3 separate regions of the Homo sapiens genome follow, and regions 1 and 3 are each linked to region 2. A link is a loop called in an ENCODE intact Hi-C map of the cell type or tissue named here. Cell type or tissue: ascending aorta. All regions are shown on one strand.

Region 1 (8,000 bases), 1.0 Mb after region 2:
AATAATCTCAGAAAACAGATAAGCAAAATGGATCTTTAAGACCTCTTTCAACTGTAATTTCATCAACATGTAAATTTTTATTAAATCTAAGATACAGTAAAAAGAGTCTAGTTTTAATAATTAGTTTAATTGGTTTCAAATTGTTTGTATGTTTGGCATAAAATTTTCAACTCAACAAATGGAAGGAAGCTAGATATAGCTTAGCATCCAGAGAACATTAGCTTTATCTTAGCTTTTTCTGCATTATCAATGACAAACATTTTTGAACATCAACTATACGTATATGAAGCACTGATCTAGGCATAGCAAGGATTAAGATAATAATACATCTGCATTCTAGGAATTCACATGCCAGCAGAGGAGACAAGCAGATGCAAAGCCATCTCAATAAGAGCAGAATGTGGGCTGAGTGTGGAACTAGTTTGGTAAAATTTTAAAATGGAAATTTTGTACTCATTTTACATTTTGCCCCAATAACAAATAGGTAATTTTAGATATAGAAGTGAGGAAAAAGTAAGAATACATGGGCTACCTGTAAATCTGCATATCATCCTTGAGATGAGAAAGCTTCAAAAGGCAATGGCATTTGCAGGGGCCGAAGTGCACCAGACTCAAAACCTGGACCTGAATTTGTGATTCGTGTCCCACTCTGCCACTTTCTACCCTGTGTAAGCTTAGCAAGGAAATTTAATCTCTCCAAGTCCCTGCTTCCTCATCTGTAAAATGTGGCTAGTGATTCCTACCTCAAAGCTATGCTAAAGATGAAATGAGATAATGCATTTTGAAACTGTCTTACAAATGTAAAGCTTTATATAAATGTTAGTTACACATACACATGAAGGGAGTCATAAAAAGAAGAATGTTGTTAAATATTGAATAACCTAAATACATCTGCAGAGAATATGTATCCTACGTGTAATGTAAATACTCTCAGGAATAAAATATTCATTAGTTTAATAAAAGCAATGAAATCTATGCCCTAGTATTCCTCCTCATTAGTAACCCCAGAAATGATACATGACTTTTGATTTGATATGATTCCATATAGGAGATAGTATGTTTAATCATCTACATTTTAAATTTCAGTTTTAGATTATTAGGATGGGGGAAAGGGTTTTTTTTTCAAATATGTTTCACATTTTTATAAACCTAGACATAGCCAATAAAACTACAAAGCTTCTAGCAAAGAAAACACATTTTCCGCTATGAGATCATAAAAATAAAATATTGATTACACTGGGTAGTATTTTAAATTAACTCACAGTGCTAGATTTAATCACATTTTATGATTATATGAATTACTGTTTCTCTTTGCTTGCTTTTTTTTTTCTCACTAAAGACTACACGTTTTAAAGTTTCTATCTATCATTTCTGCACAGAAGCCACAATTAGTTTACTTGTATTTTAAGTGAACTCCACCTCCTGTGCCTAAGAAAGATAACAGTATATCAAACCAATAAGCCACAGTGGTAGAGTCAACAGAAAATTCAAACCAGAATGGGTCAAACATGAAGGGATACATGGAGGACAGTTGTGTGGATCTGGCTATGGGTTCTGATTTATAATAATGGCTTACTCATTTCTGCAATGTACTAAATAGGCTTATGGCTTTTCATGGTTGAAATGAAAGGATTTGTTACATATTACTTGGAAAATGTAAAACATCTAGAAAGAGTATTAGGAATGCATACATTTGCTTTCTAGATCATAAAACCAACATAAATAATTTAGGCCAGACTGGAAAACTGTAACTCACTGTTCCCTAGCAAGGCCCATTGCTTATCCATATTTGATGGAACGTACATATTTAATGAAAGAGGAACAGTATTCCATTGCACACTGAAATGAAATGCTGGTTGTTCTGTAATTAAAGGGAAAGGAGAAAACACCAGGTTTGCTTTTCACAATTCAGCTTCCAGGTGGTGACTCTTGCCTGAGGGAGAGGCCTGCCATTTTCTCCTGCCTCAGTTCTTTCCATTTCCTCTTAAAGCTGAGAGGCAGAGGGCAGGAACCGTGTTCGCTTGCTCACAGTCTTTCTTTAAACAGAACTCTCTGCAGATATTTAAAGCCCATTCCAGATGTGTTTGCCTCACTACCCCAGGGAGATTAAAGAAGAGGCCCAGAGGACTTTTTAATCTATGGGCCAGTTTTGTATACTTTCGTAGAAGGCTTTGGCCTATATCTGAGACAGAACTGGGCAAGGCTTTGCAGTGCCGGGATGTGAAAGGAAAGAAGAGCACATTTCATCCAGACTACTCATTTCTGTATTCGCATAGAGAGAGACACACTGAGATCATGCATTTTGCCTGAGTTTGAACACAGAGAGAAGAGATGCACAGGGAGAAGCCTGAGAAACAAAGCAAAGAACAAGGAACATTGCTTTGTGGCTTGCTCATGCTCAGAATTTAACTGTCCAACATGTAGCCCTCTGGGTAAAAATGCCTATGTAGCCAGAAAGATCCCACAAACCTACAAAACCCCTAAAAAGTCATATGTCAAGGCTTGATGAATCATTTATACCTTGACATGTATTAACATAAGGCTGCTTGCTGTGTTTTAGGAGAAATGAGCTACAGAACAGATGAGTCTTTCTGGGAAAACTTACACAGATCCAGGGCAAGGAATAATACTCCAAAAAGAACAATCAGTGATCACAGTATATATTGGCTGGTATCCCAGTACTTACAGATCCGTACTGGGGACACAGGCCCTAGGAATGTGGGGTGGAAGGAGCTCTGATTGAAGGGGTCACAGAGTAAAACTTTAGAACCAACTCAATATACGTTTATTTCATACATAATGGCCTTCCTGTTACAATGCAGGCTATCAAATCAATATGTCTAAATGATTCAAGAGTAATGCAGACTGGAATATTGGATTGCAGAGGGCAAACCTAGAGCTATTAGGATGAGAGAGAGAGAGAGAGAGAGGGAGAGATATTTCTCTCTGTGGGTACCTAGGAGAGGAAAAGAAAGGAGATACATTGAAGAGAAATATCACCTTCTCAGAATCTTGCCTAAAGTCAACCATGTCACTACATTCAGAGTAAGTACAGTCATTGCTATTTATTTGTTTATTTTTTGAGAAACAGAGCCACCCTACCATTTTCAGATTCCTTTTCAGAGAGACAGAGGTGTAGGGACTGTTGAATGGGCAGGCTCATGGGCAGGCTCAGCGAAATAACAGAAGGGAACTCAAATCTCAGGCACAACTCTGTGGCCAGAAGCATTAAGATCTCTTTCTTTTTAAAATATAAAGATTGAGTCATCCACTCCCTAAAAGGGATAAGGGGGAGGATTTGGCTATGTAATTGGCACATTGCCACATTAGCTCATATGGTAGATGAACAGAACTATATGCTTTGATTCCTAGCAATGTTCATGGCTTAATGCCAACTTCAAAACTTTAAAAATGCTATTCTACTGTCCATAAGAGGAAATTTGGGAGACCAGTAAGGAATTGATTTTCTCGGGATATTTCCAGTGAAAACTCAGTTGAAAGGAGACGAGAAGAAACAAAATAATTATTTGTGAATGTCTTTAATTGACACAAAAACAGAAGACATCAAATTCAATCAGCAATCAACTCCTAGCCAATGAATGCATTTACTAAATTATCCGTAATACATTTATCCTCAAGATGAGGGCCTGGAAAAACAAGCATTCTAATTTGCTTCACCATTAGATTTGACATTTGGGCTCAAAGTTGTCTTTTAAAAGGTACAGAATACTAACCTACACAGATATTGAGTTTTCTGTGTAATTTCTGTCTTAGTTTCTTTGAAGCCTTTTCCTCTGCCTCCCTCTACTGATTCAAATGCAGCAAAGCAGAAGAAACCCAAGTAACTGGTTTGGCTAAAAGTTTAAATTGGAAGAAGAAAAAATACAGGGAACTCCAGGCTCCTCACGCTAAATGGCAAGGTAACTTGCTCGTCAGTCCTATATTTCTCTTAGTTTGGGCATTATCTTTATCTTCTGTTTTGTGCATTTTTTTTTTAGAATACCAATAATGAGATCTTTAGAAGTAGTGTAGAATAAATTGGGAATATCCAGTCAAGATACTACAGTAGAGCAACTATGATCAGCACTGGTCAAGCTTTTCGGAGACAGAGCTGGCTCTTCAGAACTGGGTGGTTTTTCCTAGGAATGCAGGAAACGTGATGCCTATGCCCCTCTAAAAGATCAAGGGAACGCAGAGAAGAGACGACACAATGTCAGGAAATCGTGGCCCCTGCTTTCTGCCAAGCTCCTCAAGATAAGGACAAATCTTACAGGAACAGAAGAAGCTGAACTACATGCCAATCACATTCAACAAGTTCCTATCAAATGTCTGAGCTACAAGTTGACAGAAAGGAAAAATGGAACACAAAAGCACTTGCATTATGCACTCATATTACATGTGAAGTGTGTGAGTGAGAGGACGGGTGAAAATGTCCACTTTAAATGACACTAGGAAGGCTTCACTAAAGACATGTTTACAAGCTCTCAATTATAAGCACCTTAAAAGGATGGGTTTCCCAGCACAGAATCAGAGATTACAGTGGCATCATGGAGATAAGGGTGGAGGTCTACAGCAAAACAAGACGGAAAAGCTTGCTAGGGGTAGAGATGTTGATAGCATCAAATAATATTTCAGTGTTATTTAATTACAGTTATCATGTGCCATGGCTTTACACATTAACTTTGTTTATAAACTGTGATAGTCTTCAAATTATTCAAGGGCATTCCGTGTTATACGTCCTGCCATACTGTCATTGAGAAACACCATGATTCTGATTTTTAGTACACTTTCACATTTACTTACGCACCATTTATCTGTCATATATATTGTACAGAGGCTTTCCTAAGCCTTCAGAAACAAATTAAAAGTGACCTTTACTACCAAGACATTCAGTCTAGCAGAGAAGTCACAAATATATTTCATTAATAGCAATACTATGTAATAAGATAGAAGATAAAAAGTAAACACAGTGGATATGAAAACACACAGAAGAGAAAACACAGGTGGAGAGGGAACAGCGGGGAAAAACACAGGGAGTTTCCCTAGATGAGGGACACATGAGCTACCCATCTGCCATAAGGTGCCCAGGAAAGACCTGAAGACATGAGTGAGACTTTATAGACTAGTCTCCAAGTCAGCCTCCAAGAATGGCAATAATTATAAGTTCAATAGTTCTGAATCTCACAGGATGCTAAGATCAGTATCTTCCATTGTTTCTGCATTCCTTTATCAAGTAAAATCTCATTGAGTGCTTACATGGAGCACTTTTTTTTTTTTAACTCTTTTAGGTCTCTTGAACACAGCAGGAAAACTGGAGAGTCAAGGTTATTACCCTCCAGGAGCTTCCAGCTGGGAGACAGGGAACAAACTAGTGGCTTACTGACCAGGGAGTTTGGCTTACAATAAGCCCTAGAAAATAGGGTGACATGTTAAAAGGTGAAAGGGACAGGGTGAGGGGAGCATGCAGAAGCTGGTCACAGACAGCTTCTTTGAGGCACTGATACGTGAGTTCAGAACTGAACATGAAGAAGGAGCAGGCAAGTAAAAAGTTGAGGTGGGACGGGAGGCATCCCCTGCAAAAGGTATGGCCAGGACAAGCACTGAGCCTGAAGGAGAGAAGGAAGGTCAGTGGGTGGAATGCATGGATTGTGGGGAGGTGCATCAGGAGAGATTGGAAAAGTAAGCAGGGCCAGAGGGGGATAAGGAGTTTGGGGTGTATTTTAAGTGCAGTGGAAGTGATTGAAGGAAGTTAATAAGTAGGAGACGACAAAGCCTGATTTACCTCTGAAGACAGCCACACTGGCTGGTGATAAGTGGAGAATGGACAGTCGGAGGAGAGGGCAAGAGTGAAAGCAGAGACCGGATCTGAGGCCGCTCGGGAGCTCCGGCTAAAGACAATGGTGGCTTAGACTAGAGAGATGACAGAGATGGAGAAAGTGAGGTCACAGAAGAGCAATATGGTGCAGATATGAGAGACAGAATGATTTTCAGTTGATTCCTGGGTATTTGGGAGATAACCTGGAGGGATAGTGGTATCTTTTACTGACCTTTGGTATTTTTTTTGAAAATTGATTCAAAAGGGATGATTAGAGAGTTAAAGTTTGACAGGAGGAAGGTGGGCAGCTTCTTATAGGCCAATGTGGTAACACAAGGAAATGTGTCTGTACAGGACCGGAGAGAGACCAGCAAATTCACAAAATTCTATGGGACCCACCCTCTGACAGCACTGTTTGTTCCCAGAGCATGGGATGGGCCTCCTTCTGCTCTCCCTGAGTCTGAGCTTGCGGTCTTCTTGGTGGCTTATGAAGGGAACACGCTGCTCCACCTGTTTCTAAGTGGGGCTGAGCAAAGGGGAAACAGTTCTTTAAAAGAGAGGGCTGGCCGGGCGCGGTGTGTCATGCTTGTAATCCCAGCACTTTGGGAGGCCAAGGCGGGCTGATCACGAGGTCCAGGAGATCGAGACCATCCTGGCTAACATGGTGAAATCCCATCTCTACTAAAAGAAAAAAAAAAAGAAAATTAGCTGAGCGTGGTGGTGCGTGCCTGTCATCCCAGCTACTCGGGAGGCTGAGGCAGGAGAATCTCTTGAACCCGAGATGCAGAGGTTTCGGTGAGTCGAGATCGCACCACTGCACTCCAGCCTGGTGACAGAGCGAGACTCCGTCCAAAAAAAAAAAAGTTGGGGGGGAGCTTACGCTTTTCATTAAATGTATACTTAAAATTTTAAAAATAGAAAACGATGGGCCAGGTGCGGTGGCTCATGCCCGTAATCCCAGCACTTTTGGAGGCCGAGGCGGGAGGATCATGAGGTCAGGAGATCCAGACCACGGTGAAACCCCGTCTCTATTAAAAATACAAAAAATTAGCCAGGCGTGGTGGCAGGCGCCTGTAGTCCCAGATACTCGGGAAGCTGAGGCAGGAAGATTGGCGTGAACCCGGGAGGTGGAGCTTGCGGTGAGCCGAGATCGCACCACTGCACTCCAGCCTGGGCGACAGAGCGAGACTCCGTCTCAAAAAAATAAATAAATAAATAAATAAAATAAAATAAAAAACTATGGATTTACAATCTTTTAAAACCTAGAGATCTGCTAGGCCTTCTAACTCATTTTTTTATAAATGAGAAAATACAGACCAAGAGACAATAAGTGATTTGCTAAATTCATACTGTGTTGCTGTTACTAAGAGAGCTTGTGGCCTTATCTGACAGTTGATGCTGAAGTATTTTCTTCATACCTCTGAGTCTCTCAAGTCAATTTCAAGTAGTGCTCAAGACTTTGCTAATCTACAAAGCCAGATCACATGATTTGAGACAGAATGGGAAAAACCTTCTTTTCCTTTATACACCCAACGATGCCAACCTGGGGTAGTTGTTTGTGATGGCCTTGCTTTCATTAAAAATAGACTATACAAAAGCTAAGCAATAAAATTTAAAATAAATATAATAAAATTATGTCAAGATTTAAACTTATCTTCACATAATTAAGTGGAACCACCCAGGACCTTTGATTTAGTAAACAGTAGTAAAATATTTTATCTTTCCCAAATCTTAACCTGTTTTCATTAATTATGTGGGTTCACCAGCAGAGGGCGACGTGATACCTTTTTTCTTTTTTGCCCCCTCCCCCAACAAACAATTTAAAACAAGTGGCTAGAAAATCAGAATCCCCTTGATTACATCCTATTGATAATTCACTATTCATAGGAGCAATTAGGGATTCTCTTAATGTCAGCAGAGTATACTTGTTCATTCTTTGGGGTAAGGATATGAGACTGGGTGATCTGGAGGACTTGCTGAGAGCTGGTAGGAATTTGAAGCTGTTTCCATGAATGTTTCTGCTGTGTGAGTTAACGAACTCGAGCTAGCATGGCAAGGTCATGTTATTTAATGTGAAAATTCTTACAAATAATGTTTCACAATTAACATTAAAAAGCTTGTTTTTGAAAAGGATCTGATTTTTGTTTCACAGACTAAAACTGGGAGTTTCATCTTCAATCAAGCT
Region 2 (8,000 bases):
TAGTTGGTCTCTGGCCCCACACAATTACAGGAGTTGTCATTCTTGTTTTCCTCTGTTGAGGGGATCTCAGTCTAATAGCATGGGTTTTGGACACCCAGACACAGGTTCAAATCCCAGTTCTGCCAAGGCACTTTACCTTCCTGAGGTTCAGTCTTCTCGCCTGTAAAATGGGCACAATGATACCTCCCAGGATTGTGGCTAAAGTACACTTTGATAATCTGTGCAAAGCAAATGGCAGGATGTAGTACATCATAAGTGCAAATTAGTTACTATTATTATTCTTTGAATTACTACCATCTCCTGAGGCTGCACAGGAATTAGCTTTTAAGTATGCCACAACTTACAATTATCAGTTTTGTGGAATCTCACACCAGAAGACATGTGGGAAAGGATTTAATATAAGCCTTCCTTTTCCAGCCTTGGAAACTGAGCTCTGATAAGGCTGTCTTTCTCCAGTGCTGGTCGCTGCAGAAGCACTGGCCAATAGCTTTCCTTTGCTCTCTAAGAAAGTCCAGTGCAAAACTACAAACCTAGCCTTCACATGCTTCTAGCTTTGTAAAGCCACTGCATGCCTTCAATTTGGACTTCTTCCCTAGACAAGACCACAGAGGGCAGCAGAAGCCAGGATGGCACAGAACAGTTCCGTCCAGATAGAAGTCCTCCGCAGTGGGCAGCATGCCTCTGATGTCATTTCCATACACAGAACAATTCTCCCAACCAACCAGTAGGCCCTGGGTACTGTGGGATAATCAGGAACCTGCAGGTGGCAAAGTGAAGATAATAGTCACAACTGCTGGGACCCTGCTTTCACCAGGGCTAGGACCAATGCTGGAGCTGGACCAGATCACCAACTCCTGCAAAGCCTTAGGACTGCCCAGGTCATACTTCATCCCCTTTAAATGTATTTCACCTGTGGACTAGGTAGATGCCAAGTATTTTGAATTGCAACTGTTCCCCTATCAATTCAATGGGAGGGGTGGGAGGTGGCTGGGACCAAGCAAGGGTAAATTTCAAATTTTGTAAGGGGCATAATAAATCCGTGTTTCTCTAACACTGATATCTTCGCATTGTGTACTTAATAACATTTAGAAAGAAATTTCTCAAAAGTTGGAAGGAGAGCTTTCGGAAAAATGGTAGGTATATTAAACTGAAAATGTGGTAATCCACTAACAGTGGCTGGTCATCTACAGCCCATTCAGTGTTTGGCATTGATATCAAAAATTGGTGTAAGAACATTGAAAATTTCTGTGCAAATATGCATCTGTGTTTCCCTTCCACTTTCCAAAATTAGTATATAATTATATGCAATTGTTACTTTTATAGTCATTTGGGAATTTCATCCCATTTTTTTTAAGGGATGAGATTTCAGATTTCAATGCTTAGAAAATCAAAGCTTAACATACACCTGCCATGAGGGTACTATCTGATTCCCTTAGACATTTATGCATGCTGAATTAAGTACTTAATTTAATTTAAGCAATTAAATTTTAAGATCATATTACAGAAAATCCAGGAAAAGAAAAAACTCAATCAATCAGGAATAACACAATACATTTAAAGAGCAAATGCATTAACAAAGACTGTCCTTATTATCATGCATAAGATATTTTTATTCAAAGTCTCACCCATGAGGTAGCAATCTGCAAACTAATTAAGAGCTTCCCAGAGGACAAATATCTCCAAGTTTTTGGAAAGGAACCTATCATTTATTTACCTAAGAAGGAGTGGCAGAAGCCTAGAAATCAGTTTGTCTTTCAGAAAAGATTTAATCATTTGAGAAATGCTTGGATAAATTCTAAACCTGGAGGGTAAAATTTCAGTCAGTATCAGTATAAGCAATAGACCAGAGCCTCACACACTGAAATCATCTCAGAAAGAAGAGAAACTCGGGGGTGGGGGGGTGGAACCTCCAGAAACAAGCACGTACAGGAATTTTTTCAGCAGTCCCTTCGCTATTTAATCTTTGCTGGCTGGATTGGCCACAACTCCCTAGACTCAACTTATGTCTTCACCCCACAGAGTAAACCTTTTCCCTCTTAATTATCCTCATCAGAAACTCAACACAGATAACTGCCCTCTTCTGCATAATAAATCATTCACATATTTTCAAATGTTAAATTGTCTCAACTTTGAATCCTCTAGTCTAAAAATCCTGAATTTTGTATCCTTGCTTCCTAGATCCTGTGCACCACATAGCAAACTCACCAAATGTTGGTCCTTGCTCTGACCTCACTCTTTCCAGGAGTATCCATCCAAAGCCTCTCTAAACTGTGGAGCTCAGTACTCCATATAAAGCAGTGACTCCTATCACAATCTCTACAAGACATTTAACTCAAAACTCCAGAAGCTTTCACAGCACCAAGCAAAAATGTAAGATGCTACCATTTGTATCTATTGCGGCAAAAATTGGATAGAGTGCCTTTTTAACTTTGCAGTAAAATTCAAGGCACTTCACCTATTATTTTAGACTTTCATCAGTTTTGAGCACAATATCCATTCACCTTTGCCAACAGTTTCTTTTAATGCATTAGTACAAAATTCCTCAAGTGGTATATAAAAATTTTGGTTGTCAGTTCCAGAAAAATAATGGGGGAAGGAGAGTGGGTAAAAACAGGTTCAAGGCCACACATCAGTTTTCCTTTTAAAAAAAGTTTTAACCCTAAATTTGCAGCGCATATATATATATATATATATATATATATACATACACACACACACATATATACATATGTGTATGTATATACATATACATCATATATATATAGCACTTCACTTTATTGGAATTCTTCCTTGGTCATAAATTATATTTCAAGTTGGCAAAAAATGTTGATCAGAATTTCAAAAAAGGGAAGCATCAAAGTAACCAGCATGGGGTTTTTCAAGTGTGCAGAAAGTTCTCTAAATACAAAATGTGCTTCCAGCCCACCAAAGACCCCCCTCACCCAAGCAGGCAGTCCTCGGCGAGGAGGGTCAGCATGCCCCTTTATGGTCAGAACGGCAGTGGTGCAAAAGACAATGATTTCAACCAAATATGGTTTGCCTCTCGCCAAATTTTTCGCATGTCCAATAAAAATAAGTTCACAAAAATCCAGCCAAGCATTACTTTCCCCCCAAAAGTGCTTCTCAGATTACAAAACAGCTTTGAAAGTTCAGCCTGACAAAACAAATATGGTACTAGGAGGAGAGACCTGGAAGGCAATCACAAAAAGTCTCATTTAAATTCCTGGAAAGCACAGCTTCTCCAAACACAGCTATTCAGCTCTTTGGAAGGCAGCACTTGCGGGAGCCATTGAGTTTAACTTCACTCAGTCCCCCAACACAGAACCGGCAAATCCGAATGAGATGGACGTCACACTCCCTACTCAAAAGAATGCATCAAATATCCACTCCGTAACACCGCGGAAAGTAAACCCAAAAGCGGAGTTTGCCGCCTGCCAACTACATAAGAATTAACACTCGGGTATTTAGGATTCTAAAGATCCCTACTACCCCAAACATTATAGCCACAGAGAACCAGAAATGAACAGAACACACTTTAACCTTTAAGAAGTGCAGTTTTGTACGGGGGTTGGCTGAAGAAAGACAAAAATCTTCACTCCCTTCCAGAGCCAAAAGAGCCAAAATAAAAGATCACCTTTACTGAGCCACAGGGGCACAACTGTATCCGCCCGTCCCCAAAGCGCAAGCCGTCCTCCCGTTCGCTTCTCCAGAATTTCCTGCTTTTCCCCAAACCACCTTCAACATTCCCCACACACGGGTCTCGCTCCTAAACACGGAGTGTAACTCCGCGCACAGCAGCGCGGAGGCTGCAGCGCCACCAAGAAAGGCGTCGCCAACCCTTACCCAGTGCCCTCCCTTACCAGCCTTCTTCCCACGCCGCGCCTCGAAGCGCACGACACCGTGGTGCTCGGTGCTCCCCCTGGCAGCGCGGCACTGGAGTCCAAGGCGTGCGTGTCACATTTTATTCCCCGGCAGCCGCTCGGGTGCGCGCGCTACGCGCTCCCACACTCACGCTGGCGCCCGCTAGAGCTGGGACCCTGGCCGGGGTCCCCGACTCACGCCGCGGAACTTGGGGGCTGCAGAAGGCGAGTGCGCGGCGGGAGTCGTCCTGCCGCAGGCTCGAGTCCTCCTCCTGCCACCGTGGGGTCTCGGAGCTGCCCCGCGCTCCCGTCCCAGGCGGCCTGCGGGATCACCTCTCCGGGGCCAGCGCTGCTCCGCGCCGGCGGCAGCTGCAAGCGCGGGCGGCGGGGCACAGCGGGTGGCTCGGCCTCAAAGCCGGCGGGAGGCTACGCTCAGCCCCGCGCTGCACGCCTCATTGTTTCGGGCAGCGCGGCGGCGGCTCCCGCGGCCAGAGGAACCGCGGCCCCGAGCCCCGGGGAGAGGCGGCGGTTCCCGGCCCACGCACCGAGGCTGCGCCGCGCCCCGCCCCCGAGCTCCGCTCGCCCCAGAGCCCCCTCCCTCTCCGCGATCCCTTTCATCCTTCCCGCTCCAGGCTCACCTAGCTGGCGGGAGCCGGGCACTGGGAAGTTGGGCTGCCCCCTCCCCGCGCCCCCGGCCCGGCAGCTCGGCCCGCCGGCGAGCGCAGGCGGGGCGCTCCCTGGCTGCGCGCGGATTTCTGCTTGTCGCGGAGAGTGACTGCAGACTTGGGCTGCGTGGGGCGGTGCGGGGCAGCACGGCTGCCTAAAAAGGCGTGTTTCTCCCCGGCCGCCGCCTCCATCCAGCCCTAGTTCTTCCGAAGGTTACCTGCACAGTACCCGCCTGGCACCGCGCCTGGACACCTCCGGGGCACTCGGGTCCCGGGCGGCGGCAGGAATGCAGGAATGCGCACAGGCTGTGGGCGGCCAGGAGGGAGTCCCGGCGCCTGCCCCGGCGGAAGTGAGTCTTTGTGTACCCTGTCCAACACCTCCCCCCGCCAGCGCGGAAGGCCGGGCTACCTGCGCGCCTGGCAGCGCCTGGCAGCCGGCTGGGTGGGGCGCAGGGGAGCGCAGCATCCTCCCCGGCTCGCTAGCTCCCTTTGTTCATCTCGCTCAACCAGGCTCCGCACTGCCGCCTGGCCCTCGCTCCCAGAGCTTCTCTAAGGATATGGGATGGACTTGGGAGCGGGCCACCTTTCATTTGGGAAGGGTAGCTCGCCAAGTCCGGTGACGGTGCTCCCTGGAGACCCCCACCTGCCCGCCCCTCCACACTGCCGGTCCCCAACCCCAAGAGGGACGGAAAGTTCTTGGGGTAGAAGCCGGCGGGACAAGTGGTTGAAGCAGCCTCCGGAGCCAGTGGGCGGCTGCGAGCTGGGCAGCTGGAGCCTGCGGGCGGGGCCGCGGGGAGGTGCCCATCGAGTGTCGGTCTGGTCGCGTGCGGAATGTCCACTTGTCACCGCGGCCCTTGCGTTTTCTCGAGACGGCGGCAGCTGGTCCTAGGACCCCAAACCGCGCCGCCCTTTGTTTGCTGGTAAATACTCTCCTGTGAACTTCAGCGTGTCTCTCCGCGCGCACTCCTGGCATTGGGTGCCCCACCCCGCTGGTTCTCTCGCGGACCCAAAGAGCTGTTCAGGTGTAGGGGAATCCCAGGTAGATGGATAATATTGCTAAGGTTGGGCCCATCTCAGGGGGACTGGTTAGTCACCCCTCACCCCACCCCACACCCTCAGTCGCTAGAAGGACACACGTTTTGGAGACAGAGATCTGCCATTAAATGTATTATTTAAAAATCCGCAAATACTTTTATTCAAGTAATTTAGACTTTTTTTTTAGGGGGGAAAAAGCAATTAACTGGCTACCCAATTCATTCAGCATTCATTAGTGCCTACCTTAGCCTGGAACTCTGAGCTAGACAGTGGGCGCCCAGAACTCCCTCAAAGAGTTTACAGAAATGTAAAACAGCACGGGAATTAAACTAAAATCGAGTGGGTATAATGCACTGTGTTCAAACAAAAGTGTGGGCCGAAAACGCTTACTCAGTATTTCCCCAATTGTATTAATTATGTCTGACACATGGAATTCTGCGGAACTGCCTGAATGAACAATGTGTTACACAGATATTTTTTAAAAAAAGAAAAATTATGGCCGGGCGCGGTGGCTCACGCCTGTAATCCCAGCACTTTGGGAGGCCGAGGCGGGTGGATCATGAGGTCAGGAGATCGAGACCATCCTGGCTAACAAGGTGAAACCCCGTCTCTACTAAAAATACAAAAAATTAGCCGGGCGCGGTGGCAGGCGCCTGTAGTCCCAGCTACTCGGGAGGCTGAGGCAGGAGAATGGCGTGAACCCGGGAAGCGGAGCTTGCAGTGAGCCGAGATTGCGCCACTGCAGTCCGCAGTCCGGCCTGGGCGACAGAGCGAGACTCCGTCTCAAAAAAAAAAAAAAAAAAAAAAAAAAAAAAAAGAAAAATTATATTTTATAAATGTGAAATACATACAGTGTGGTTAAAAGTGACCAAAACAAAACAGAAACAAACAACCTGATAGAGACCCATAGCTGGTGGGGATAGAGAAAGGAAATACTGCAGAAAGACTCACCTTCTTAATAGTAGAGGGGCGCAGAGGGGGTTGCAAAGTCTGTGGGCTTCTGTTTCTCTTCTGTATAATGGATGTAATAGTACCTACCTTCAGCCTGGCGCGGTGGCTCACACCTGTAATCCCAGTACTTTGGGAGGCCGAGGCGGGCGGATCACGAGGTCAGGAGTTCGAGACCAGCCTGGCCATAATGTTGAAACCTGTCTCTACTAAAAATACAAAAATGAACCGGGCGTGGTGGCAAGCGCCAGTAGTCCCAGCTACTCGAGAGGCTGAGGCAGGAGAATCGCTTGAACCTGGGAGGCGGAGGTTGCAGTGAGCCAAGCTGGTGCCACTGCACTCCAGCCTGGGTGACAGAGAGAGACTCCCTCTCAAAAAAAAAAAAAAAAAAAAAATTATATAGTATCTATCTTCAAGGTTTGTTGTAAGTAGAGAGCATGTGTTAAAAGCATCTCCCCCAGTGCCTGACATGTTATACCTAATAAATTGTAGTAATTAATAAATGACAGTGGCCATTATTAAAACACTTTACCTTGAAACAGAAAAAATTGTACACTTTTTATAGTGTATATATATCTTATACACTTACTATCCTTTCTGCGTAAATACTGCCAAAGTTGATATCTTAAAGAAATTTTAATGAGTTAAATAAAAGTGTCCAAATAACAGTCAACTTTATAGAAGTAGAAAAACTACCATCTTAAGGCAAATATGCAAATTACTGTTGTAAAACTTTAAGTGGATTGAGTTCATTACTTATGATCAAGGTAGTAAATACACAGTCACTAAACCGACTTAAATCTATTGCTTCCCAAAGGAACCACAAAGCCAGTTTATATACAGGAAGCTATATGCTGATGATTGCTTCTGTCAAAGTGTAATGGTAAATAAAATATTTTGGCACCCTTTAGTTTAATTACTCAGAGACACAAGGAGCAGATTATTTAATTATTTTATTGGTCTGTAGATTCATGAGGAATTCCTGAGTACCTCTGGCACTATAATATTATTTTCCTTACAAAATCATCAATAACAACAAAGCACAATAAACTTATTCCTACAGATAGGCAGCATTCAGAAATCCACTTGCTGTTATCCATTTGCTCATAATAATATGAATTTCCTTTCTTTCTTTTTTTAAATTCAGGGTTCCTCAATTCTCCTTTTCTCACCCTGTGTTAACTAACCAGCTGAGCTTTCACAGGGACAATTCCTTCCTGTTTCAGGAACTTGAAGCACATCATGAACAATCAACCAAATCAGGAAGCTCAGTTACTCAGCTGAGAAGCATTCAGGTGGGACAGGGATGAAGAATAAATATCTTCTAACTCCACCATTGGTGAATCTGGGCTATTTTATTTCTCTTACCTATTGTTCATATAAATATATTTTTCTCCCATTCATTATGCCACTCAAATTTCACAATAAAACTATAGATTATTTTACAGATGGGAAAACTCACCGATAGAAACTTTCAGGACCACTTTCTCTA
Region 3 (8,000 bases), 110 kb after region 2:
CAGTTTACGAGATGAAAGCTTTTGAGACTGATGTCAGTGGTGGTTGCTCAACAATATGAGCTTACTCAATGCCACTGAACAGTACTTTAAAAAATTGCTAAAAAGGTAAATTTTTAAAAAGTAGCTTTGAGGATTATTCAGAGTTTTAGAAAAAGAATGGGCTTTTCAGTTAGTGGATCTAGATTTGACCTTGATTCTCATCGACTTTGACTTTGACTGGGGCCCCTTCTTGCATAGGCCACTTCCAAGGTATTGAGAGAAGCTCTAGCAACATGTTAACTGAGATACATATTTTTCAAATTTTGCAAAAACAAGCTGTTTCATCTCAGTTAATAAGGCCATTTTATCTTTCCACTTGACTTTCCCTGTCTTATACGTTTTCTCACTTCAAATGCCATTGAAAGGGCAGCCAGCAATTTTGGGATATAGCTAAGAAGTTGAGTGAGGGATGTATTTAATTTAGTTTTAGAAGGGTAGGTTTATGTGGTTTTGTATATTGGTCAGCTATTGCTAGCCCAGTATAGGATTGACTTTGAGGAATGTTCCCTGGGCTAACTCATCTCACCAGGTATAGTAACAAAGGGATTTGGGGCTAGACGTCCTGTGGCAAAAAAATCCTATGGTGCCTGGCATGGAACATATCTGAGTGGAGCCAGAAGCACCAACCATTTACAATTCAAAGAGAATCTAAGATGAGTCACTGAGTAAGACTTGAAAAGCTCTGAAATCTTGCAGATCATATTAAAAAGAAACTTGATGAAAATCTTCCCAAATTTGACAATAATCGTAAAAACTTACATGACATTACAAAATAGAGTTGTGAAGGTAAAAGAAACTTTCTTTCTTTTCTGATCAATTTTGGGATGTAGCTAAAAGAAGTTGAGTGAGGAATGTATTTAATTTAGTTTTAGAGGGGTATGTTTATGTGCTTTTATATATTGCTTTTTATTTTTATTTATATGCTTTTATATATTGCTAGCCCAGTATGGGATTGACTTCAAGGAATGTTCCCTGGGGTAACTCACCTCATCAAGTATAAGCTGAGAAAAATATGTAGAATTATATTTCTATTCTTTTCATAGAAAATATTATAAAACCATGGTGATAGAAAAGATCAAGGAATATACACGTAAACATTTTGGGGAAATGTATTACAAAAGTTGATAGTTAACTCATGAAAACATGTTATTTTACTGGGTTTTAGGATCTATTGGTTTGCTTTTAAAAGTTGTAATTTCAGAGAGGAATAATAGACATTAGAGACTCAAAAAGCAGGGAGGCTGGATGAGGCTTGAGGATTGAAAAACTTACCTATTGGGTACAATGTTTGCTGTTCCGGTGATGGGTACCCTGAAAGCACAGACTTCACCAGTAGGCAATATGTGCATATAACAAAACTGCATTTGTATCTTTGAATCTATAAAAATAAAAAAATGAAGTGGTAGTTTTTTTCTCATTTTAAGTATATGTGCAGTTTCATATCTACTTTTATATTTATGATTTTGTACTCCAAGAAGTGCCAAAAATTGTAAAAAATACTTCAGACTTCATGAAACCTGAATTGAATCTAGTTTGGGACTTAGGGTAATTTTGCTCTGAATTTATTTTCTGCGGGTTTGAAAATGGGTAATTATACTATTAAAAAGAGCTATTATGAGCATAAAATTAGGTGGTATGTGTGAGTTTCTGGTACATAGCAGGGTTTCCATAAATGCTTATTTTCTTTTCTCTCACATGAACTCTGAGGGTATAAATTTATGATCTTCACATTGGCTTTGATATTTTTTCTACCTGATTATACATGTTTTATCTCCCTGAATCCATCCTGAGTTCATTACCTTACCACCTGGCTCCTGCCTGTGGCCTCTTCCTCCTCGAATCCATCTTTGTCTGTTGCCATGGTGATTTTTTAGAAAGTCAGACCAGATCTGAGTTAAAAATCTGACCTGCTTAAAAAACTTTAATGACTCCCTCTGACCAGAGATAAAGTTGAAATGCCTCACTGTAGAATTTAAGGTTTGCAATTTAAGGTTTTGACTCAGCTGGGGAGCAGAGGAGGCTTCCCAGGGTACAGGGTTCTGGGAGTTGTCCAGGCTGGCGGTGGGCTGGGCCAGGGAAGAGGGTGCCCCCCGCTGCTACAAGTGCACAGAGCCCCTTCAGCAGCTACAAGTAGTTGGCTCTGGCTGGTGTATGAATCTAACATGGAGAAGTGGCAAATGTGTGGCTGGAAGACACTGCCAAGGGGCCTTCCGTGATTGGCCTTGACTAGCTTGCTAAGGAATGTGGTGTTCATCTTGAAGACCAGGAAGGGCGGTGAAAAAACTTAAAAGTCTGTCTTTCCTTTTCCTGACCTTCCAAGTCTTGCCTCTATCTGTGATGGTTGAACTTGTATGTCAGCTTTGTTGGATCATAGTACCTAGATAGTTGGTCAAACAGTATTCTAGATGTTTCTGTGAAGGTGATTATGGGAGCAGTGGGGAGGATTACCACTTAAATTAGTAGACTTTGAGTACAGCAGATGACCCTCCCTGAAGTAGTGGGCCTCAACCAATTAGTTGAAGGTCTTAAGTTGAAGGTCTTAGACTGAGGTCTCCTGAGCAAGAAGGATTTCTGCCAGAACACTGCATTTGGACAGGAACTGATGGTTTTCCCTGAGTCTCCAGCCTACCCTGCAGATTTTGGACTTGCCCGTCCCCATGATAGAGTAAGCCAGTTCCTTACAATACATCGCTCTCTTTCTCTCTCAGTGCACACACATATGCACATACACACATTCAATTGGTTCTGTTTCTCCGCAGAACCCTGACTAATATATTATCCTCTGGTCCAATTCAAGTATCGTACTGTTTGTAGAATCCTCTAGCTCCAAGTTAGTCATTCTCTACCAAGCTACCCCTGCAACATTTTCTGCGTAATATCGTTCAAGACTCAGCACATGATTCATGTTTATTTACATCTGTATCTCCCTCAACATTGTGAGCAACCTGGGGACTAGGTCTCATCCATCAGCGAAGATCCTGTGACTAACCATAGCTGGTACAGAAAAGGATGCTTGATAAATATTAATTGAATGAATAAAAAATAGAATCAGTGAAGGACAGTGTGTAGCTGTACTTTCCACAGAGTTTGTGATGAAGGGCACTAATAGGCGATCAATGAATATCCATGATACCCATGTTGATACCATAGGCAACTATGAGCCACGTTACTATGAGCCAGACAGGATTCCAGGCTCTAAAAATACCATAGAACCTGAAAGAGCTCACACACATTTATTTTTATTAACTTAAGGGGCTCTGCTGAAGATTTCTGGAACCAACCTGTCTCAAGTTAATTCCTCCACCATATAACCACCACAGCTAACCTCTAGTTCTTTTAAGAACCAAGACAATGCAGGGCTTGTCCCCCGGCAGGAGAAGGAGAGCACTGGTCAAGGAGTCAGTGGTACAGGGCTGTTCTGGGTGCCTGGAAGGCCACTGTGGCAGCTTCAGGCTCTCACACCCCTCCCGAGCTCCCTGCAACACTTCAACTCCCATCCAAGAAACGCCGAGTTTCCTGGGAACTGTATTCAATGTGATGTGTGTTGAAATGGCCATGTAGGCTAATGGAAACCCTAGCAGTCCTTGGGGAAAGGCTTAGGGAAATATAATAGGCTGTGAGAAAACAGGGTCATAAATCACACATTTTTCACACTGTACGGCTGAGAGAGATGACTAAAGCGTGTTTGTAATTTATTTTCCCCTTTTGAAAAAAAGGTATTTCTGGCAGGGTGAACACAAGATCTCTAAAAATAAGTTACTCGCTGATTTGTCACTGCAGATATGGGCACATCAACATCCACAGGAAATTCGAGTCTCCTGGGGTGATGGCTTTACATGGAATACAACAGAAGTCAGAACAAAGACAAATCGCTCTGCATTGGGCTTTCCAGCTGAGCAGATCCAGAAAGAGACAATGTCAGAAGAAAGTAATTTCAGGTTTCCAGTTCTTATGCCTTCTTAAAGGTGTTCTGTGTGTCCAGGGCCGACTGTGGCCCCTGTGTCTGTGGGTGGGAGCCTCCCCTCCAGCCTTCCACATCATTTCTCTCCTTGACTTCCTTCACCTGTCCTTTATCACATTGCTTCCTACCCAGGGCGATCTTTTGATGCCATTAGCTGATTGGAGATTAATAGGAGAGAGGAGGATCCCACAGGACAAACAAACAAACCAATCCTGCCTTTTTGAAAGCCTGGTTGTCAGAAGCTTCCTCCGGCAGGTGGCTGCAGGTCATAAAACCGACTGGAAGCATTTCCACTTTGTAAAGCCGACCACAAAAGGCAAACGTGGAATCAGGATTCACGTTACATGGCGATCCTGCACATGCCCCTCCACTCCTGATGAATTGCTCAGGAAGTAGGTGAGAACTGGAAACACACAGAAAATGGAGCTATTAAGCTATTTGGGCCACTGATGAGATGCTGCTGGCTGGCTTAACCTCTTCAGTGCCTGCCTAGTTCTGCTGCAGCTGTTGGCACAGTTACCAGCCCTGAGAAATATAGGGCACTTATTTTTGGAAACATGCTCTATATCCGAAAGCACTCATGATGATGAGATTCAGCCAGACGGCAGAAACACAGTCACCTGCTCCTGCAAAACATCAGTGTGCACAGCCGTGGTTCTGGGCGCCATTAATTATTATTCAACCAGGCTGCATTTCCCTTGCCTCCCCCAAGCCTCAAAAAGAATCTAGATTTGGCTCAAGGAATTTTGAAAAATGCTTAAGATGAAATTTTTACTTATTTTAATGGAAGGAAAACATAACCAAGATGAAGCAGCTTTATGGATAGCACTGCCTTCTCCTTGGATCAGGTGTTCCCCAACATGCACTCCTCTGCCCCCAATCTGGGCTTCTGAGACCTGTCTTGCCACTGGAAGGTCCTTCCTTTGGCCACATCAAGGGAGCCAGCCTGCTGGCCTTGTTTTCCTCTTCTGTGGTTCTAAACAGAGGAGAGCCATCACCCTGCTCTGATGTCCATAGTCTATAGGGCATTTTTAGTTTGGGTTCTTCCTATGCTCTAAGAGGAAGAGACTGAGACTCTCTTAAAGTCCATACTTTTGCCATGTGTTAAAGGGTCACCACAATACTGACCCTGAAGAATTTTTTCGTGATTGAGACAATGTCTTAAAAGTGGCCTATACATATGGGTGCCTCACTGAAGAACAGAGGAGGGGAATTAATCCAGCTTGGAGCTGAGAAGTTAATATATTCCATTACCTCAAAAGCTTATGGCTTGAAATACAGATACCCCGGGAAGCTAGGTTTTGTTGCACTGTAGCGTCAATAAACAAAACAAATATTCACTGAGTCATACTGTACATAGGCATTGTACCTGCCAAGCCACTCTCGCCTTCACAGAGCTCACAGTTTAGCAGGGGAGATGGGACTCAGGAACAGAGGGAGATCAGAGCTGTGATGGTACTGGTCTCATGGTAGGTGTGGGGACCTGGGAAGGACAGCTTTCCACTGTGGGGACTGCACCATGGAAAGCTGTGGGAGGGAGGAGAGCTTTGGAACTCTGCAGAGAGGTGATGAGGTCTTTTAAAGAGGGAGGTGACATCGCCCCTTTTGTGGAATGTTTTACAAGGGTGACTGTGCCTGCTGTGCAGGAAGCAGTTGGAGAGAAGATGGTAAGACTCGAGATGGAGAAGGCTGTTGAAATCACTGAACACCTGAAGCACTGTCCACGGGCCAGAGGAGATGGGCACATATGTGGAAGGACCCCACTGAGCTCGGCCACCTGGGTGAGGAAGCGGAGGATTCTAAGTTGGCCCCAGGTGCCAGATTTGGCCTTGAGGAGGGTGAAAGCACATTTGCTGAGAAGGGGACAGATTTAGCTGTGGAGTTTGAGATGCTCATGGGCTGCAGGACTGCATACTGCAAGTCCGTAGTTAAGAATGCAGAGTTAGAGTCTGAAAATGGAAGGGATCTAGATATTGCAGTGTGGGGACAGTAATTATACAAATGATACCTAGATTCAGTTGTGAGAAAGGGTGAGGACCAGGGTGGAATTGTTTAGAGTATGGATTCTCGGGAGGTGGAGGGCAGAAGGAGCATCAGTGAGGTGCTAGTCTGAGTCGGGGTGGAGGATGATAAAAAAGCACTTCAGATGTGACAAAAGGACACGTGTGGCAGCTGGATACTGAAGCAAATTCAACTCTGCCTTTGCCTAGAGCCAATCCCAATCAAGAATATCAAATAGACAGTGCACCCTTCCCCCCTTAGTTTTTAATCCATTCCCAGTGAAATCTAATCCAATTGTATACAAATTCTAATCCAGACTCCAAGGATGGCCAAGCTCTTCTGTACTGTCACAAAGTTTTTGTCCTACTCTAACTCTGAGCACCAGGGACTTGTTACTGGACCCCTCAGCCTGGGGCTCAAGCCATTTGTTTCCACAAAGCAACTCTCTTAATCTTCTCAACGATGCTCTGAGCTGGGCACTAAAGTTCCCTTCTTTTATAGATGAGGAAAGTGAGGAGCAGAGGAATTCAGCAATTTGTCCAAAGTTAGACAACCAGTAAATATGGAGAGGGGAATCCTAGTTTTGCTATTTTCCTTAGCAGCTATGTGATCTGGAGTAAGTCTCAGATTTACATCTTTTTATCTTAAAAAAAAAAAAGTGGTGAGAAGAATTATCTGCCCCAACCGATTCCCTTTCTCAGGATCATCTGAGATACAGTTTTGTACGATGCAACTTGTTCTGCATTTGCCAAACTGTAAAGTCCAAAACCTGCCACTACTGTGTTACCACCCTCCTTTTTCTGGAATGGCCTCCTTCATTAGGACTGAGTGGGAGAAAACATGTTTCCTACAAGGCTAGATTGTCAACCCTGGCTGCACAGCATACTCATCTGAGGAGTCTTAGAGTGCCAGGCAGCATCACAGACCAACATATCACTGTCTCTGGTCTTTGGGTTTAGCTCAGCATTTTTGAAAGCTCCCGGATGATTCTAGTACAGGTAGCATTTAGAACCACTCATCCTATCTGAAGATAGAACTTGTCCCTGTCTGTTACCAGTGCTGTCTTTACTTACTCACAGCTAAAGAGCTCAAAGCCTTTAGGAAGTGTTGAACTCCATGGTAGAGTCAAGTCCTCCATGGCTCCCAAGATCCCCACTCTCCAACCTCCAACAGTGTGTACCTCCAGTATTTTCCCCTCCCCTGAGTATGGGGGCAGCCGCTGAATATCACAGGTGTCCCTCCTTCGATTAGATTACTTATATGGCAAAAGTGACAGGATTCTGCAGATGTGATTAAGGTCCCCAATCAATTGATTCTGAGTTAATTAAAAGAGAGATGATCCTGAGTAGACCTGTCCTAATCAGGTTCTTTAAAATACTGTCTCTCCTCCTGGCCTTGAAGCTGATATGCATTCTGTGGAAGTGAGAAACAAATTTGACGAACAATGCCTTTGGGAGCAAACCCTAAACATCAGATGAGACCTCAGCTCTAGCTGTCACCTTGATTGTAGCCTTACAAGACCCTGATCGGAGGGCCTTGCTAAGCTGTTCCTAGACTGTTAACACCTGGTGATAGAGACAGGAGGCAGGGAGATTTTAGGCAGACAGGGGCAGGTCCACAGCGAAACCCCACCTTCAAGCCAAAGTAGTCTGAAACCTGCAGCCAGAAGTGAGAACTTCTATTCCTGTTTGCATGCTCTCTCCCGATTGGTTCTTTCCGAATAATGTCTTTTTATCAATCGAATGTTGCCGTTTCCAAAACTAACTACAGCCTGCCCCACCCCCATCCTATGCCTATAAAGACCCCAGACTCAGTTGGTAGGGGAGAGAGTTGGCCAGACTTTGGAGAAGAGAGACGGCTCGATGTCAGGGAAGAGACAGCTGGACTTCGGGGAGAAGATGACCTGACTTCTGGGAAGACCACTTGCCCTTCCTGTCCCCTCTTCACCTCCCCTTTCCACTGACAGCCATTTCCATCACTCAATAAAATTCTCTGCTTT

The links. Hi-C counts contacts between places; a loop is a spot of excess contacts. Peaks named below come from ENCODE experiments on the same cell type or tissue, not always from the same donor. Only the 100,000 strongest peaks of a DNase experiment are listed, where the experiment ranks them.
Region 1: a loop joins it to region 2, with 2.8 times the contacts of the local background. A loop is called at or near these places in 2 of 110 quality-filtered maps.
Region 3: it touches region 2 in a loop (3.0-fold over the local background); 4 of 110 quality-filtered maps call a loop at or near these places.

The regions. Positions count from the first base shown.
Region 1 is chr2:107,929,387-107,937,386 of GRCh38, forward strand. No RefSeq gene overlaps it. Among named protein-coding and RNA genes, the nearest start is that of SLC5A7, 53 kb to the right of the region's middle. In ascending aorta, CTCF peaks have their summits at 3,802 (motif pointing left) and 7,588 (motif pointing right); no DNase peak of the experiment used is centred here.
Region 2 is chr2:106,882,233-106,890,232 of GRCh38, forward strand. It overlaps ST6GAL2 (ST6 beta-galactoside alpha-2,6-sialyltransferase 2), which reads right to left and starts at 3,935. Exons shown (of 6, transcript NM_001142351.2): 1 at 3,861-3,935. It overlaps LOC124907864 (a long non-coding RNA gene), which reads left to right and starts at 4,301. Exons shown (of 2, transcript XR_007087169.1): 1 at 4,301-4,875. In ascending aorta, CTCF peaks have their summits at 668 and 3,869; DNase peaks (open chromatin) are centred at 3,334, 3,899, 4,989 and 5,339; H3K4me3 peaks cover 6,058 bases; H3K27ac peaks cover 4,926 bases.
Region 3 is chr2:106,992,038-107,000,037 of GRCh38, forward strand. No RefSeq gene overlaps it. Among named protein-coding and RNA genes, the nearest start is that of ST6GAL2, 110 kb to the left of the region's middle. In ascending aorta, no CTCF peak of the experiment used is centred here; a DNase peak (open chromatin) is centred at 3,534; H3K4me3 peaks cover 1,515 bases; H3K27ac peaks cover 1,758 bases.